2 separate regions of the Homo sapiens genome follow, and region 1 is linked to region 2. Evidence: read pairs that join two places in POLR2A ChIA-PET (ENCODE). Cell type or tissue: PC-9. All regions are shown on one strand. Links, peaks and the distances in the headings refer to the core of each region. The heading gives the core; the rest is flanking DNA.

What was found. Peaks named below come from ENCODE experiments on the same cell type or tissue, not always from the same donor. Only the 100,000 strongest peaks of a DNase experiment are listed, where the experiment ranks them.
Region 1: POLR2A ChIA-PET joins it to region 2 with 15 read pairs; 2 of 35 experiments call an interaction of 5 or more read pairs at or near these places.

Annotation. Positions count from the first base shown.
Region 1 is chr3:143,080,517-143,088,242 of GRCh38, forward strand. It overlaps LOC105374138 (a long non-coding RNA gene), which reads left to right and starts at 3,196. Exons shown (of 4, transcript XR_924555.3): 1 at 3,196-3,702; 2 at 4,198-4,341. RefSeq lists a cis regulatory region at 4,326-4,974 and an enhancer at 4,758-4,897. In PC-9, for the core only: no CTCF peak of the experiment used is centred there; no DNase peak of the experiment used is centred there.
Region 2 is chr3:143,287,160-143,294,885 of GRCh38, forward strand. The region is part of intron 14 of SLC9A9 (solute carrier family 9 member A9); the gene reads right to left. Among named protein-coding and RNA genes, the nearest start is that of SLC9A9-AS1, 51 kb to the right of the region's middle. RefSeq lists an enhancer at 7,413-7,472. In PC-9, for the core only: no CTCF peak of the experiment used is centred there; no DNase peak of the experiment used is centred there.

The sequences.
Region 1 (7,726 bases), core at 1,527-6,526, 210 kb before region 2:
CTTCCATTAGTTCAGTGATAGGCTTTCTTGTGGAAATCATGTAGACTTGCATCTGCGAACCCAGTGACCAGTGTTGTGTGAAGAATTGGTTTCTGTGATCATTAAGATCTGTTTATTAAGATGTGAGTTTGTGGAACTGTTGTATTGAAAGAGTAGGAATCCTGAGGACTCATAAAAACAAACAAACAAACAAACAAACAAAAAACTCCACATTTTTCACTTTGGGAGGCTGAGGCTGGAGGATCACTTGAGCTTAGGAGTTTGAGATCAGCCTGGGCAGCCTAGTGCGACCCCTTGTCTACAAAAAAATTTAAAAAATTAGCCAGGCATGGTGGTATGTGCCTCTAGTTCCAGCTACTTGGGAGGCTGAGGAAGAAGGATTACTTGAGCCCAGGAGGTCAAGACTGCAGTGAGCCAAGATCGTACCACTGCACTCCACCCTGGGTGACAGAGTAAGACCCTGTCTCAAAATAAAAACAAAAAATGCCACATATTTTCTCCTCTTGCCCCTCAACCCCCTACAAGTGCTCTCTTCTCCCACTTCTCCCCATAGAAGGAGGGAGAGGAAAACATACACATCTCAACACTAGCATTCCTCAACGTCAGCTCTTTAATACCCTCAAGGTGGTATTGGGCTGATTGAAATTCCTGATCTCTTCTTTTGCAAGTCTTGTGTGAGGGATCTGTACCAACCTGTGAAATGTGGGAGTACTTGACACCTATTGACTCCAATGGAGCTTTGACCAAAGCTGACCCATTTCATCCTATTGGGTCCGTGCATGCAAATTATCATCTTTACCACCATCATCATCATCACTACATTGCCCAACTTGTTTTGTATCATATTTAATCAAAATTCCAAAAGCAGGAAACATTGCATAAGAGAAAGTGGGTAGAGTTTCGGAAGTAGTGATGCAAAAAATAAAAAACAAGTATGGATACATAAAATTGGAATAAGGCTAAAAACCACACACTTAACATCAGTGGGCCAAAATTTGGTTCTGAGCTTTTGAGTCAAACCAGGAGGAGTCCAACTGGTCTTAGAATGTGAGCCAGAGGGATATTTTTGGAGTTCAGGTAATCAGTAGATTGTGATGATGACAGCATTTCTCATGTATTTAAATTGAATTTGCTTTTAAAAGCTAGACAATTATAATGCTATTAATTTCCTCTATTGCTCACCCTTCCTTCTAAAAAGCTCCAACATTAAATAAATGAACATAAAAATCCCCCCAAAAAAACCAAATCTGCCCAAGACACAAAATTATTTCCACCTTACATGTGAAGTTGTGAACTATCCTACCCATGAACATTGTTACAGAGGCCATTTTCAGTAAAGAGGAAACAAGAGTCCTCTCGTGGTGAACAGCAGTTTTTTGATTGTGCAGTATCCATTCCATAATCGCACCCAAGGGGTGGGCACGGGATCCAAGCAGGCTGATGGGAATTCCCTCGCTGGAATTTGAATCGCAGAGTGATGTAGAGACAGAAAACGCCCAGCTGTCATTCATCCAGTTTCTGCACCTCGGTGGGCTGGAGTCCAGTCTCTGAGGCCCCCCACCCCTGGCTAGACCTACTGACCCTGTCCTTTGTGAGCTTGGACCTTCTTCCTTCTTCCCTCTCCTGTGAGACTACCAGCCTCTCCCTGCCCCCCTCAGCCTCCTATAACATCTTTTTTTACTTACGATAATCAGAGACTCAGTTCCTGTTTCTTGCAACCCAAGTGTTCTGACTGGTATGCTTTCAATACGGTTTCAGAGTGAAATACAGTCAGTGGGATGGTTTTAGGTGGCACACAAGGAACATTTACATTTTTCAGTTATGTAATTATTTTAATGCACATTGCGAAAAACTATAAACAGCACATCAAACCCACAATGTCATGGGTATTATTGCTTAGAATGACTTCAATACATTTATTTAAGTCGAAAAGTGAGTCATTTAAAAGGAAAACGCTACGTGATAGTACAGGTGTCCCTGGCTATGGGGGAGAAACAGTCTCAAATGTGCTGTGCAAATAGCTTGCAGAGGCCATGAGGACGTCACATTTTTGTAAGAGAGCGAGCGCTAGATCTGAGTTTTGAGGAGTTCCTTCTACCATCGTGGGACACGGTGAGAGATGAGTGGTTGGGGAGGTCAGAGCTGGGGGGAAACCTCCTGCCATGGCCCAGAGAGAGGGACCAGGCATGGACTGGAGAGAAACGGATGGCTGCCCTGAGCCTCACAGATGACCCTTCATCCTCCTCCTCCTTGGCTGGCAGGCATAAAGCAGATCAACCAAGGTCCAGGGGAGGAGGGGCGCTTCCAGAGCCCTCCCGGGGTTTCTTTTCTTTCTCCGTTTTCCCTTCTTCCTTCCCCATTTCCTTCCCTTATCATTGAGTGTCCCCTAACCACCCCCCTTCCCCCACCTCAGGCCTGTCTGGCTTCGCTGGCTGAGCGGCCCTTGTGGTGGTTATGGCAGGTGTGAGGCTTTAGAGGCCATCCTGCCCTCAACAAGGGGATGGCTGTGGAGCATCATCCCAATTCTGCAGCCTCTCATCTGAAGCTCAGGCCATCAGGAGGGAGCCCTCAGGCTTCTCTCTGACGTTTCTTCCATTTGTCAACCTCTCAGCTCCTCAGCTCAGGTCACAGACAAGGTGGAGGAGCCCCCAGCACGTTTAGGCAGGCTCTTTCCCTGTCACCCCTCACCACCCCGCACCATACACTAACCTGGAGGTCTCCTGGGTACTTTGCCAAGTCAGGGAATGAGAAAGGTCTGACCCTGTGGCTTCAGGCTAGAACTCTCCCCCATCTACTTGGCTCTGGTCCCTGAGCCAGCTGCCCATCCTTCCAGGGCACAGTGGATGCAAACCCCACAATACCCAGTGGCTTCTTTAGCACAGACATTGTTCTGTCTATATCAAGACCCCAGAACCATGTCCGTGCTAAAGAAGCCACTGGTTTTATTGTGGGGCTTTATCTTTTTTTTTTTTTTGAGACCCAGTCTTGCTCTGTCGCCCAGGCTGGAGTGCAGTGGCATGATCTTGGCTCACTGCAATCTCCGCCTCCCAGGTTCAAGTGATTCTCCTGCCTCAGCCTCCTGAGTAGCTGGGATTACAGGCACCCATCACCACGCCCAGCTAATTTTTTGTATTTGTAGTAGAGACGGGGTTTTACCATGTTGGTCAGGCTGGTCTCGAACTCCTGAACTCAAGTGATCTGCCCACCTTGGCCTCCCAAAGTGTTGGGATTACAAGCGTGAGCCACCGTGCCCGGCCTGTGGGGCTCTATCTTAATTCTGCCTTTAAGGACCTAATAAATCACTTTACCTCTAGTTCCTGAGCTATACAATTAGTGGGCTGTGTTATCCGAGCTCTGTGTCACTTATTTATGGCTGCTAACAAACCACCCCACATCTTAGTGGCTTAAAGCAACACTGGTTTATGATTTCACAATCCTGTGGGTTGACTGGGCTGTTGTTAGCGGGTCTCAACAGGTGGGACAGCCAGGGCTGGGCTCATCTGGGACACCTGGGACTCTCTCACCTGGGTCTTTCATCCTGGGCTTCTTCCTCTCATGGTGGCCACAGGTGTTCCGAGGGGATGAGGTTGGACACTACAAGGCCTGTGAAGGTGTAGGCTCTGAGGCTACATAACTTCACTTCCACTGCATTCTCTTGGTCAAAGCAGCAGACAAGGCTGCTCGGACACAAAGAGTGGAGAGGTGAGCTACACCCTTTGATAGCCATCGGAGTGGCTGTAAACCCTCGCCCTGCCCCATGGGGTTCCTGTGGGTGTTGATGAGGTGCCTTTCATGGAATCTTTTTTTTTTTTTTTTGAGACGGAGTCTCGCTCTGTCGCCCAGGCTGGAGTGCAGCAGCACGATCTCTGCTCACTGCAAGCTCCGCCTCCCAGGTTCTCACCCTTCTCCTGCCTCAGCCTCCCGAGTAGCTGGGACTACAGGCGCTCACCTCCATGCCCGGCTAATGTTTTTTGTATTTTTAGTAGAGACGGGGTTTCACTGTGTTAGCCAGGATGGTCTCGATCTCTTGGCCTTGTGATCCGCCCGCCTCGGCCTCCCAAAGTGCTGGAATTACAGGCGTGAGCCACCGCGCTCGGCCCATGGAATCTTTTTTTTTATCCCAGCTGACTGCCTAATGCTTAAGTGTCCGACCATGACTAGGGGTCCCACACACAGAAAACGTGTTTATCCTGGCAGACGCCTTCGTTGCTCTTGTCCCATCTGTGTCCAGTTCATTCCTACGAAGACAGCCACTCTCTAGGAGAGCCCCGACCAGGAAAGAAGTTAGTTTCAGGTGCATCCGACTGGGGGAGACACAGAGGAGGCCTCTCAACAAAACAGGTGAGTTAACAGAAGCAGAGCATTCCACAGCCCAGAGAAGAGGGAGGCGCGCCTCTCAGGACGGATAGGAAGTGGGGAGCCATCTGGGACATGGGAAGCCCACCGGCGGGCGGGGAGCGAAAGAGTGCGGGTGATCTGCGAGCCTGTGTCTTTTTTTGGGGTCCAGGGCATTACCCAGGTGGGAGTTCCAATTGGTGGGTTCAGAGTAGGCAGGCTCTGGACTCCCTGGTGGGTTCAGAGCAGGCAGGCTCTGGACGCCCTGGAGTCCTGCTGTGCCTGAGAGGAGGCCACTGGGGCGTATCTCCACAGTGCATGTGTTGTGTCTGGTCAGTGGAGCCAGTCAAGTAGGTTGTATCTAGCTGTCCCACGGGGAGGCTGTCACCAGGAGGGGGTTGTATGAGCCAGATATCTGAACTGACCATATTGAGGAAATGGGAGGAGGCAGAGAACTGGAAACTGTAGACGGTGACTAAGCCCTGCTTCTGGTATGGGAAATTGCTTAAAGCTATATTCAAAATGGACGCTGAAGCAACACAAAATTATAGAATTCACTACAAATAGCAAGACAACTCATTTCTTTTTTTGAGACAGGGTCTTGTTCTGTTGCCCAGGCTGGAGTGCAGCGACGTAATCACAGCTCACTGCAGCCTTGACCTCCTGGGCTCAAGCAATCCTCCTACCTCTGCCTCATGAGTAGCTGGGACCACAGGCATGTGCCACCACTCCTGGATAATTTTTATTTTATTTTATTTTTATTTTATTTTTCCTTTTTTTTTTTTATTGATCATTCTTGGGTGTTTCTCGCAGAGGGGGATTTGGCAGGGTCATAGGACAATAGTGGAGGGAAGGTCAGCAGATAAACAAGTGAACAAAGGTCTCTGGTTTTCCTAGGCAGAGGACCCTGCGGCCTTCCGCTGTGTTTGTGTCCCTGGGTACTTGAGATTAGGGAGTGGTGATGACTCTTAACGAGCATGCTGCCTTCAAGCATCTGTTTAACAAAGCACATCTTGCACCGCCCTTAATCCATTTAACCCTGAGTGGACACAGCACATGTTTCAGAGAGCACAGGGTTGGGGGTAAGGTCACAGATCAACAGGATCCCAAGGCAAAAGAATTTTTCTTAGTACAGAACAAAATGAAGTCTCCCATGTCTACTTCTTTCTACACAGACACGGCAACCATCCGATTTCTCAATCTTTTCCCCACCTTTCCCCCCCTTCTATTCCACAAAACCGCCATTGTCATCATGGCCCGTTCTCAATGAGCTGTTGGGTACACCTCCCAGACGGGGTGGTGGCCGGGTAGAGGGGCTCCTCACTTCCCAGTAGGGGCGGCCGGGCAGAGGCGCCGCTCACCTCCCGGACGGGGCGGCTGGCCGGGCAGGGGGCTGACCCCCCCCACCTCCCTCCCGGACGGGGCGGCTGGCCGGGCGGTGGGCTGACCCCCCCCACCTCCCTCCCTGACGGGGCGGCTGGCCGGGCAGAGGGGCTCCTCACTTCCCAGTAGGAGCGGCCGGGCAGAGGCGCCCCTCACCTCCCAGACGGGGCGGCTGGCTGGGCGGGGGGCTGACCCCCCCACCTCCCTCCCGGACGGGGCGGCTGGCCGGGCAGAGGGGCTCCTCACTTCCCAGTAGGAGCGGCCGGGCAGAGGGGCTCCTCACCTCCCAGACGGGGCGGCTGGCTGGGCGGGGGGCTGACCCCCCCACCTCCCTCCCGGACGGGGCGGCTGGCCGGGCAGAGGGGCTCCTCACTTCCCAGTAGGGGCGGCCGGGCAGAGGTGCCCCTCACCTCCTGGACGGGGCGGCTGGCCGGGCGGGGGGCTGGCGCCCCCACCTCCCTCCCGGACGGGGCAGCTGGCTGGGCAGGGGGCTGACCCCCCCACCTCCCTCCCGGACGGGGTGGCTGCGGGGCGGAGACGCTCCTCACTTCCCAGACGGGGTGGCTGCTGGGCGGAGGGGCTCCTCACTTCTCGGACGGGGCGGCTGCCGGGTGGAGGGGCTCCTCACTTCTCAGACGGGGCGGCTGCCGGGTGGAGGGGCTCCTCACTTCTCAGATGGGGCGGCCGGGCAGAGACGCTCCTCACCTCCCAGATGGGGCGGTGGAGCAGAGGCGCTCCCCACATCTCAGACGATGGGTGGCTGGGCAGAGACGCTCCTCACTTCCTAGATGGGATGGCGGCCGGGAAGAGGCGCTCCTCACTTCCTAGATGGGATGGCGGCCGGGCAGAGACGCTCCTCACTTTCCAGACTGGGCAGCCAGGCAGAGGGGCTCCTCACGTCCCAGACGATGGATGGCCAGGCAGAGACGCTCCTCACTTCCCAGACGGGGTGGCGGCCTGGCAGAGGCTGCACTCTCGGCACTTTGGGAGGCCAAGGCAGGCGGCTGGGAGGTGGAGGTTGTAGCGAGCCAAGATCACACCACTGCACTCCAGCCTGGGCACCATTGAGCACTGAGTGAACCAGACTCCGTCTGCAATCCCGGCACCTCGGGAGGCCGAGGCTGGCGGATCCCTCGCGGTTAGGAGCTGGAGACCAGCCCGGCCAACACAGCGAAACCCCGTCTCCACCAAAAAAATACGAAAACCAGTCAGGTGTGGCAGCGCGCGCCTGCAATCGCAGGCACTCAGCAGGCTGAGGCAGGAGAATCAGGCAGGGAGGTTGCAGTGAGCCGAGATGGCAGCAGTACAGTCCAGCCTTGGCTGGGCATCAGAGGGAGACCGTGGAAAGAGAGGGAGAGGGAGACCGTGGGGAGAGGGAGAGGGAGAGGGGGAGGGGGAGGGAAACTTCCTCTTTCTTCCCACTCTATTTCATAAATCCATGTCTACACACATGCAGGATCCCCAGTCAGTGTCATCCGTGGAGTTAGCCCTCCCTGATTTCTTCCTGGATAATTTTTAAAAAGCTTTTTGTAGAGAGAGTCTCTCTGTGTTGCCCAGGCTGGTCTCAAACTCCTGGTCTCAAGCAATCCTCCTGCCTCAGCCTCCCAAAGTATTGGGATTACAGGTGTGAGCCACTGCACCTGGCCAAGACAACTCATTTTTTTCCTGCTCCATGAAGATGCCAGGGTTATAGTAGAGATACCAGGAGAGACACAGTTTCCAACGATTTCATCAAAAGAAACATGAAAAGGGCCTTGGGGACATTTAGTGTTGTTAAGATCCTAGAAGCCACAGGGGTTTAGAATTTCCTTAGGGCTTCTCTCTGCTCTCCAGTCTCTCATTCAATCCCAATCATCATCATCATTAATGATAATCAATATTATCATCATCACTGAGCACCTGAAGAGCTTACCACTCAGAAAAGAGAAAGAGGATTAAGCACTGCACATGTTTTTCCTTAGTAGTGGCATGAACTATCGGGGGCAACAGTCATTCTTTTGGAGACTTA
Region 2 (7,726 bases), core at 1,853-6,852:
AAGGCCCAAGAATGCTCAGCAAGACAGCTCAAGATCTGCACTGACTGGGAGGAGGTAGCAAAAGCTGATAACATTCCCTATTTTGTAGTTTGAGCTTTGGCTTGGTAAGTTCACATCCTGGGTAAAGGTTTTGCTTTGCCAGTTTAGAAACTCACTAATAAAGCAAACTGATTTATTTGATGACTCGAAATAGTCTATTATGGGGTAGACATCAAAAAGTGCTATGGACAAGAAGGGAAAAAAAAACAACAACCAAATTCCTTTACCCCATCTTTATACTCTGGAAGTCTCCATTCCACTGCTTGCCTTTGGTAGCTTCTCTTATGATTCTGTCTCATTTGTATGATTCACAGGTTACTGAAGCTGAAAGAACCTGGAGCAGATCGTCCATTGTTCTGAGTTATTCTAGCAAATTCTGTTTCTTTGCCCACACAATGAAGGAGCTGACTATATAACTGTTCCCTTAGGGTTTGGAATAATTCCCAGTGCTGCTATTCATGAAGTCCAGTACAATTACTTTCCCATTTTCTGCTCAGCACCTTGTCCTTCAGTGCTAATGGAATAACAGTGAATTCATAGAATTGTTACACCTACAGACCTTCTCACTGTAATTAGGAATGGCCGGGGTGAAGAGGAGCATTCACATGAAGTGAACTGCAAAGGGGATTTTAGAGATTAAAAAATTTCTCAGAGATAAGCAATTTGATTTTTCAAGAAGGGCTCAAAATTACACCAACTGCTTACTTTCAGTATAACTAGGATGGTATTCTCCAGTAGATTCTGGTCTGTAGAGAAAAAAAGTCTTCCTGGAAAAAAAATTTAGGCTTTTGATCAATTTGTTTTTATTCAGAAAAGCTGAAGTGGAATTAATTTTAAATGTGGAGAACTGGTCATTGCTTCTACTGCTGACAATACTACAATAGGAAAAAATGGAACATTTCCTTCTGAACGGAATTGTAGTGAATTGAGAACTAAAGAGCTTATGGAAAATAGCCTTCAAATGATTATTTTTGTTTGCTTAAATGCTTGATTATGATGATTGTAATTTCAGCTATACATAGAGTATAGGGAAAAAAAAGCTAAGCCTGGGCTCCAGTTATTAAAAAAAAAAACAAAACAAAACCAAAGAACATATCACATTATAAAATCCAAATGCCCATAGGTTTCTTGGGACTGCTAAGTATAAATACGCAGCTCAGGTTCTACTTGTTCGCATTTTCGGGTCCAAGAGTTCTTTTAGGATCTCTTTAAAAGACTGCCCTTGGCCCTGGATCACTTTAACAACTTAGAAAGGAAACCTGAATTTTCTTGCTTTGTATACAAAGGCTGGTCCTCTGAATTACAAAAGGAAGACTTTGGGGGGCAAATAATACATCTTCAGCTGGCTCAGGTTCTAGACATTGGGCTCATTCTGGTCACTGACCCAGCTGGTTGTAGGTACGATGATTTCATGATTGCTATAGAGAGCAGATGCCTCCTCCTACAGCACCATCTACCAAGCAGAGCCCTATTGGCAGTGATGTTCCACAAAGACATTTTTCTTCTTTGCTTGGAAAGAGTAGGATCATTACAGAAATGTGGTCACTTTAATTTCTCAGACCATGATCAAGATGAATAATATTAATAAAACTTGAGGCCAAGGACATACAGCTAAAAATGGTCAGATAGAAGACTAGAGGACTTCAAATGACACTGGAAGATCCAAGGACTATCAAAGCAAGTTAAAGCTCTAATACCCTCTTACCTAAGGCAAAACAGATCCCATTGCCCCCTGCTTCCAGACTGTAAAATGCTCCCTGGTATGTCTGGTGCACAGGGAAGCAGTGGCAAGTGAACAGACATGGCTGGTGGTTGACTTAGGGAGCTTGTGAATGACTGAGAGCATCCACTGTCAGACTTTAAACCCATTTTAGCCTGAGGCAGGACTGAGACCACCTGATGACAGCTGAGCTGTCAGTGGTAGGGATGACAGGAGGCCAAGGGCTCTGTAATTAGCATGGGTGGGAGGGATGCTTACAGGGCCCTTGTCTACACCAGCTCTGTTGTGGGGCTAAACAGAGGAGCTTAGCATTGGAGGCTCAATTCACTGCCTCCCAAACAACAGCAGCCAGTGATTCATCGTGCCAGTAACAAGGCTGCTCCGGTACAGTTTGACTTGGCTTTTTGTTTCATTTAGTTTCAAGAATGTTTCTGAACCATTATTTTTTTAAATGTCCCTTTGTCTTTACCCTTCCAGCCCTGAAGCTCTGGCGAAGGCTAAGGACTCTCAGAGATGCAGCAAGAGCACTTTATATTTGTCCTGTCCAAAACGAAGCTCACTGTATCGCTTTCTCCCAGATCTGTTTCTCCCTCTCATGCCCCCTGTCTCATTGAACATGTCATCATCCACTTTCATGCTCAAGCATGGGTGCTACCTCCAACTCTTTCCTCTCCCTTCTGCACAACAGTCAATCCATCCATCAATAAGTTCTGTCTACTCCACCTGCCAAAGACCTCCCCTATCCATCTACCCATCTGTCCATCCATCTATTCATCCATCTACTCCCTTTATCCCACAGCTGCTGCCAGCACCCCTCCCTTAGGTGGCTGCAACCACCTTCTCACTGGTCTAGGGGCTCTGCTGATGGGGCCAGCTCCCTGCTCCACCTCCCCTCCCATTCATAGCCAGAGAGGTTCTTCTGCAATGCTGACCAGATCATGGGACTCCCTGCTTACAACACCATCAAAAGCTTCCTGTGGCCCTTAGAAGGAGTGTAAACTCCTTACCCTGAGACATGTCTCCTTCGTAACTGCATGTGTTGACTCCTCTCTCTGCTCATCATTTGTACTTGCTACTTCTTCCCCTTAGTGTGGACTTCACCACTGTCCCTAGCTATCTTATCCTCAGTAATTCAGAACTCAAGGGTCAGATGCTCTGAGAAACCTTCCCTGACCCTCCCTCCTATGGTCTTCTACAGCCTGCACCCAATATAACTCAGGGGGAGGAGGGAAACCATGTAATCTATTGTCAAAACTAGGACAGAGTTAAAGGGGGCACCTGTACATACTGTACATAAATAATAGGCATAAAATGGGATGGTCCAAGGCAAACCAGGATGTGTGGTCACTCCCTAATCATGGCATTTGTCACACCTGCCAGGCCTCCCCTACCTCACTTGGCAGACTGCAAGTTCCTTGATGACAGGGAATGACCAGTTTTTAATATAGTTGCTTCCATAGTTTATGTTCAATACATATTTGCTAAATAAGTGAGCACAGGGATGAATGTGGCTGAAACAACAGGAATCTGGTCACACATTCCCAGATTTGAGTCTGATGGGAAGCTACGTGTCTGTAAACACTGCCTGCAGGCCTCCATATCTCACAGAGCTAGGCCTTTTCTGTTTTCTCTCTGATACGCTGTCAGCCATCACACATAGCATAGAAAAAGGATACATCAGATTGCCTTGCTAACACCCCCCAAATTCTGAATTCCAAAGCACATCTGGCTGAAATAAAGCAGAAGAGTGGGTCCCAAAGTGTGTTCCATGGCAGACAACTACGTTAATAGATGTTAAATGGGTTCTGGGCCAAAATAAGTTATGAAAATTAAGCATCTTTCATTATTGCTGAGACCTTTCTAAACACTGTGAAAAAAACACTGTTCCTTAAATTTAGATCCAGCACCTATCCCCTGTATCTCCCAGACTTCATGTACTATGGAACCTACTTTGAGAATCAGTAAAATCATTTTGCCTGACACCTCTATGTAGGTGACAGCTTGGAGTCTTTCAAAGGCAGGGCCATGCTTTATCTCTTCCCAGTGCCTAGCAAAAGGACCTGACACACAGTTGATGCTCAAAAATGTTTGTTGCATATGGCCTGGAATGTTGTATGTTTAACTGAGGGCGGAAGTGCTTGGGATTGGGTGAAGCCACGCAACTCTGCCAGGCCAGCACTGCAGATGGCTTAGGAACAGGGAGGATTCTGACTGCCCAAAATGACATGGAGAATAGGGAAGTTGATAAAGCTCATCCTTCACATGCCGTCACCCTCCCTTTGAGCAGCACCCTCCTTGTCATCATCCCCTGTTCTGTCCCCACCTTCCCAGTGTCCACTCCCAGCTGATTTGGCTGTCAGTTTCTGCTCGTCGAAGTGCTAAGCCGATGAGACTTAGCCTCATCCAGCCACATTTCCCTTAGATGGTTCCTGCTGACTAAAACCTTTCCGGCCTCAAAGGAGAAGAGCTCAGGTGGTGGAAGGCCGGGAGGCAGGGTTTATTCTGAGTAGGACCTGCCCATGATACCCTCACATCATCTCTCACTCTACCCACTTGTGAGGCTGGCCTTAATCATATGCCAAAGCCATGGGTTCTGTCTCTCCACCCGAAGGGGACAGTCAGGGGGCCTCTCAGGTCAGCACTCAGAAAGGAGCAGGAAAAGGCTATTGGGCTGGAGACATCAGGAAAGGACAAACCCAACTTAAAATACCTAGTAATGGAGGGGAAAAAGATAACAATCAGAACTTAAATCCAGCTCCCATGGACCAGGTTTAAAAAGTCTGTCTTGAAAGATTTTTTGCAGCATCACTTTACTTTTAGTTTTTCTGTCTGAGGTGCCATTCCTTTTTCCAAATTGATTACATGTTACAGAATGACAAAACTCCATAAAGGTACAAGTGGAATTTCCTCCTTTTCCAATGTCCCTTTTCTGTTTTAAAAAGAGGAGCAAAGTCAGGAAATGCCACAGTGAAATTTTGCAGCTGAGCCAATACGAGTTTTAAATAAGTCCAGCTGGAGGGGCTCTCACCCTACACCTCTGCTCTAAGCCAGTGGGGATGGGCCCGAGAGGAATCCCCCATATAGCCCTGTGCTCTGAAAAAGAAGAGCCATTCTCTGGGCTTGTCCTGGTCTAACCTGCTACTCCAGCTGGATGAGTGGCCATGAGCCAGGAGCTTTAGAACCAGCAGAAGCCTCTCCATTGAGCTTGTGGGATGAGGACACAGAGCCAGAGGCCTTACATTTGGCATAGAAGCCCCTCGCTGGGTGCTGACATGGTGCTTGGCTACCATGGGACAAATAATGATAATGTGTGTAGCCTCATATTACTTCAGGTCAGGTTTGACCTCCAAGCAATTCCAGCTCCAGTCAGATTTGGCATGAAATGAATTATGAAACACTTTTGGTTTTCAGGACTGTTTGGATTTCTGAACTACAGATAACAGCTTGTGGACTTACACTACTATTTCCATTGTACAGATGAATAAATTGAGTATCAGAAGAGTTAGGGAATTTGCCTTGGTGCATACAGCTGAGATCTGAACCCAAATCGGCCTAGATTCAGAGCCCATGTTTTTTTCGCGATGTCCTATATCCTGTTACCTCTTGACCACACTGAGGTCCTCTACTCTCCTGTGTTTGCTGAGCAGCCCCTGTAGCTGGAGGTTGTCCTAGAGCTATAAAACGAGGTGTGTGGATTAGAGAATCCCTTCCTATGGTAATAGGAAGGTCCCTCATAATGATATGAGGTCCCTTCCCAACCTCATTTCCATAATGCTATGCAAACATGTATTATACTCTCTAAGATGGGCTCACAGCTGTGTGGACACCTCGGAAGAGAGATATGACCCTTTAAGGATCTCTTGCAAAATGTAGGACCTTGGTGCCTTTTGGACCAAGTGGCATATATGATCCCCGATCCCTCTGCACGTTGATGACACTGTTCTGGCTGTAGCGTAGGTGGTCTTAACTGAGACACATGCCTGGGGCTGGTTAATGCTGCCGCTGCTGGGGGAAATAAGAAAGACACTAATTACACTAAGGCTCTTATTTCTCTTTTACTGGGGAGTTGGGGCAGGGCAGTAAGGAGAGAGGGTTGTCCTTTAAATTAGAGCATGTGTAGGTATAAATCTTTCTCCCATCTATCTTTATTTTGGAGTGTGTTTAAGGTTACGCATTATATGCATTCCTCTCCCTATATACCTCTATGCTTATATCAATTCATAAATAAAATATACAGCTGCTCAGCTGAAATGTATCACTTGTCTGCAAGATTCCTCCTGCAGGTTAACATCTCCTGCCAGGGGAGCTGCCCCGGTTTTCAGTGACTTTCAATGACCTACTTGTATGCATTGGTTCAGGCAGGGCTTAATAAGTGGCCTGGCAGATACGTGCGTCTGCATGTATTCTTCATTCTTTATTTTAGTATTATATGGCTTTCTTCAGCCAAAAATCAATATTGTGTACATAAAGTTAGCTTTGCAATCATACCTTTTCCTATGAAACCTGATATGAACAGAAATTTTTGGAAATGGCTGGGCAGGAGAGACTAATTCATACTGTTTATCATTCCATGGCTGTTTTGATATTGTCATAATTGGCATTTTCCCTATAATTGCCCTCAGTATTGCCAGTACTTATAGGAAAGAGGACTTTCAAAATGAAATACACCTGAGGACTGGGTATTATTGTGGAAGTTCACTTTCTGTTGAATATGATCTGGGATTGAGTTTGGAGACTGAATTTTAGCATGTTACTGTCAATCACAGCTTATCTGGGTCTTATTTGGCCTGGAATTGGAAATTCTTGAATAACGTGACACTCAAGCATTGGGTAGTCTCAGAGTCAAAAGCTGGTTTAATCACTATGATCAGATTTTAAAATAAGAATACTACAGTATTTACTAATACTGAAGAATCCCATCTTTTAGCAAAAGTCAATGTTTTGAATGTCTCTGTAACCCTTGCAGAAAGTATTCATTGTTAAAACCAAGCATTGAATTAGGAACCAGCGTTAAAAAAATAAATCTCATACACATCTATAAAAACAAATAGAACAAATACAATGAGATAATAAAAAATAAATTCATGTAAAATTTTGTAGAATATACTGAGCCCTAAGTCAAGCACTTGGTGCACTGAGAATAATTCTTTTTCTTATAAAGTAAATTACAAAAAGTTGGATAAAAAAATCAATGGACTATTATTTAGGTTCCATTTAATCTAGGTGCTTTAATAATGTCTTTCTGGCCAAATACAGTATTGATTTTTTATTGTTGTGGGATTCACTTAACCTCAAATAAAACTAAACGAAACTAAACCCAAATCGCCTACTCTTTCTTGCAATTGTTGTTTACAGCACGAAAGCACACACTGAATTTAGGCAACTGAGGGAGGAAGGGGGAGCGGTTTAGGAGCCTTGGTTTCTGTCTGCTTTCAACTGACAGCAACACCTTTAGTAGGGCAAAGCTAAAGTCCTTACAGTGCATTTTCAAATCTTGACAAGGCAAGGCACTCAATACGTATGCAACAAGGCAGCATAGAAATCTATTAAAAGAGCCTGCTTCAGACAAAATGAGAAGTTCCAGTTTCTATTTTACATTAACTTGGTGAGGAAATCAACTGGATCCTAAATTAGCTATCCAAATAATGCAAGAAAATACATTTATAGACAAAGGAGGGCCTGGAGGGGTAGAGGGTAGGCAGTGGCAACCACTAGGGGTTTGAGCCAGCTCCCTCTGATAGGCCTTGTGTATGATAACTTCTAATAATTGCCCCTTTTAAATCTTACTTCCACTGAAATTCCCAAGTCAGTGTTGCCATTTTGCAGATGAAAGAACTGAGTGGTTAAATTACTTGCTTAAGGTCACACAGCTCAGGACTGGGATTCCAACCTTGATGTGTCAACATGCAGGTTCTTTCTACACATAGCCCAGGCAATAAATAGGATTATGTGTAAAATAACATTATC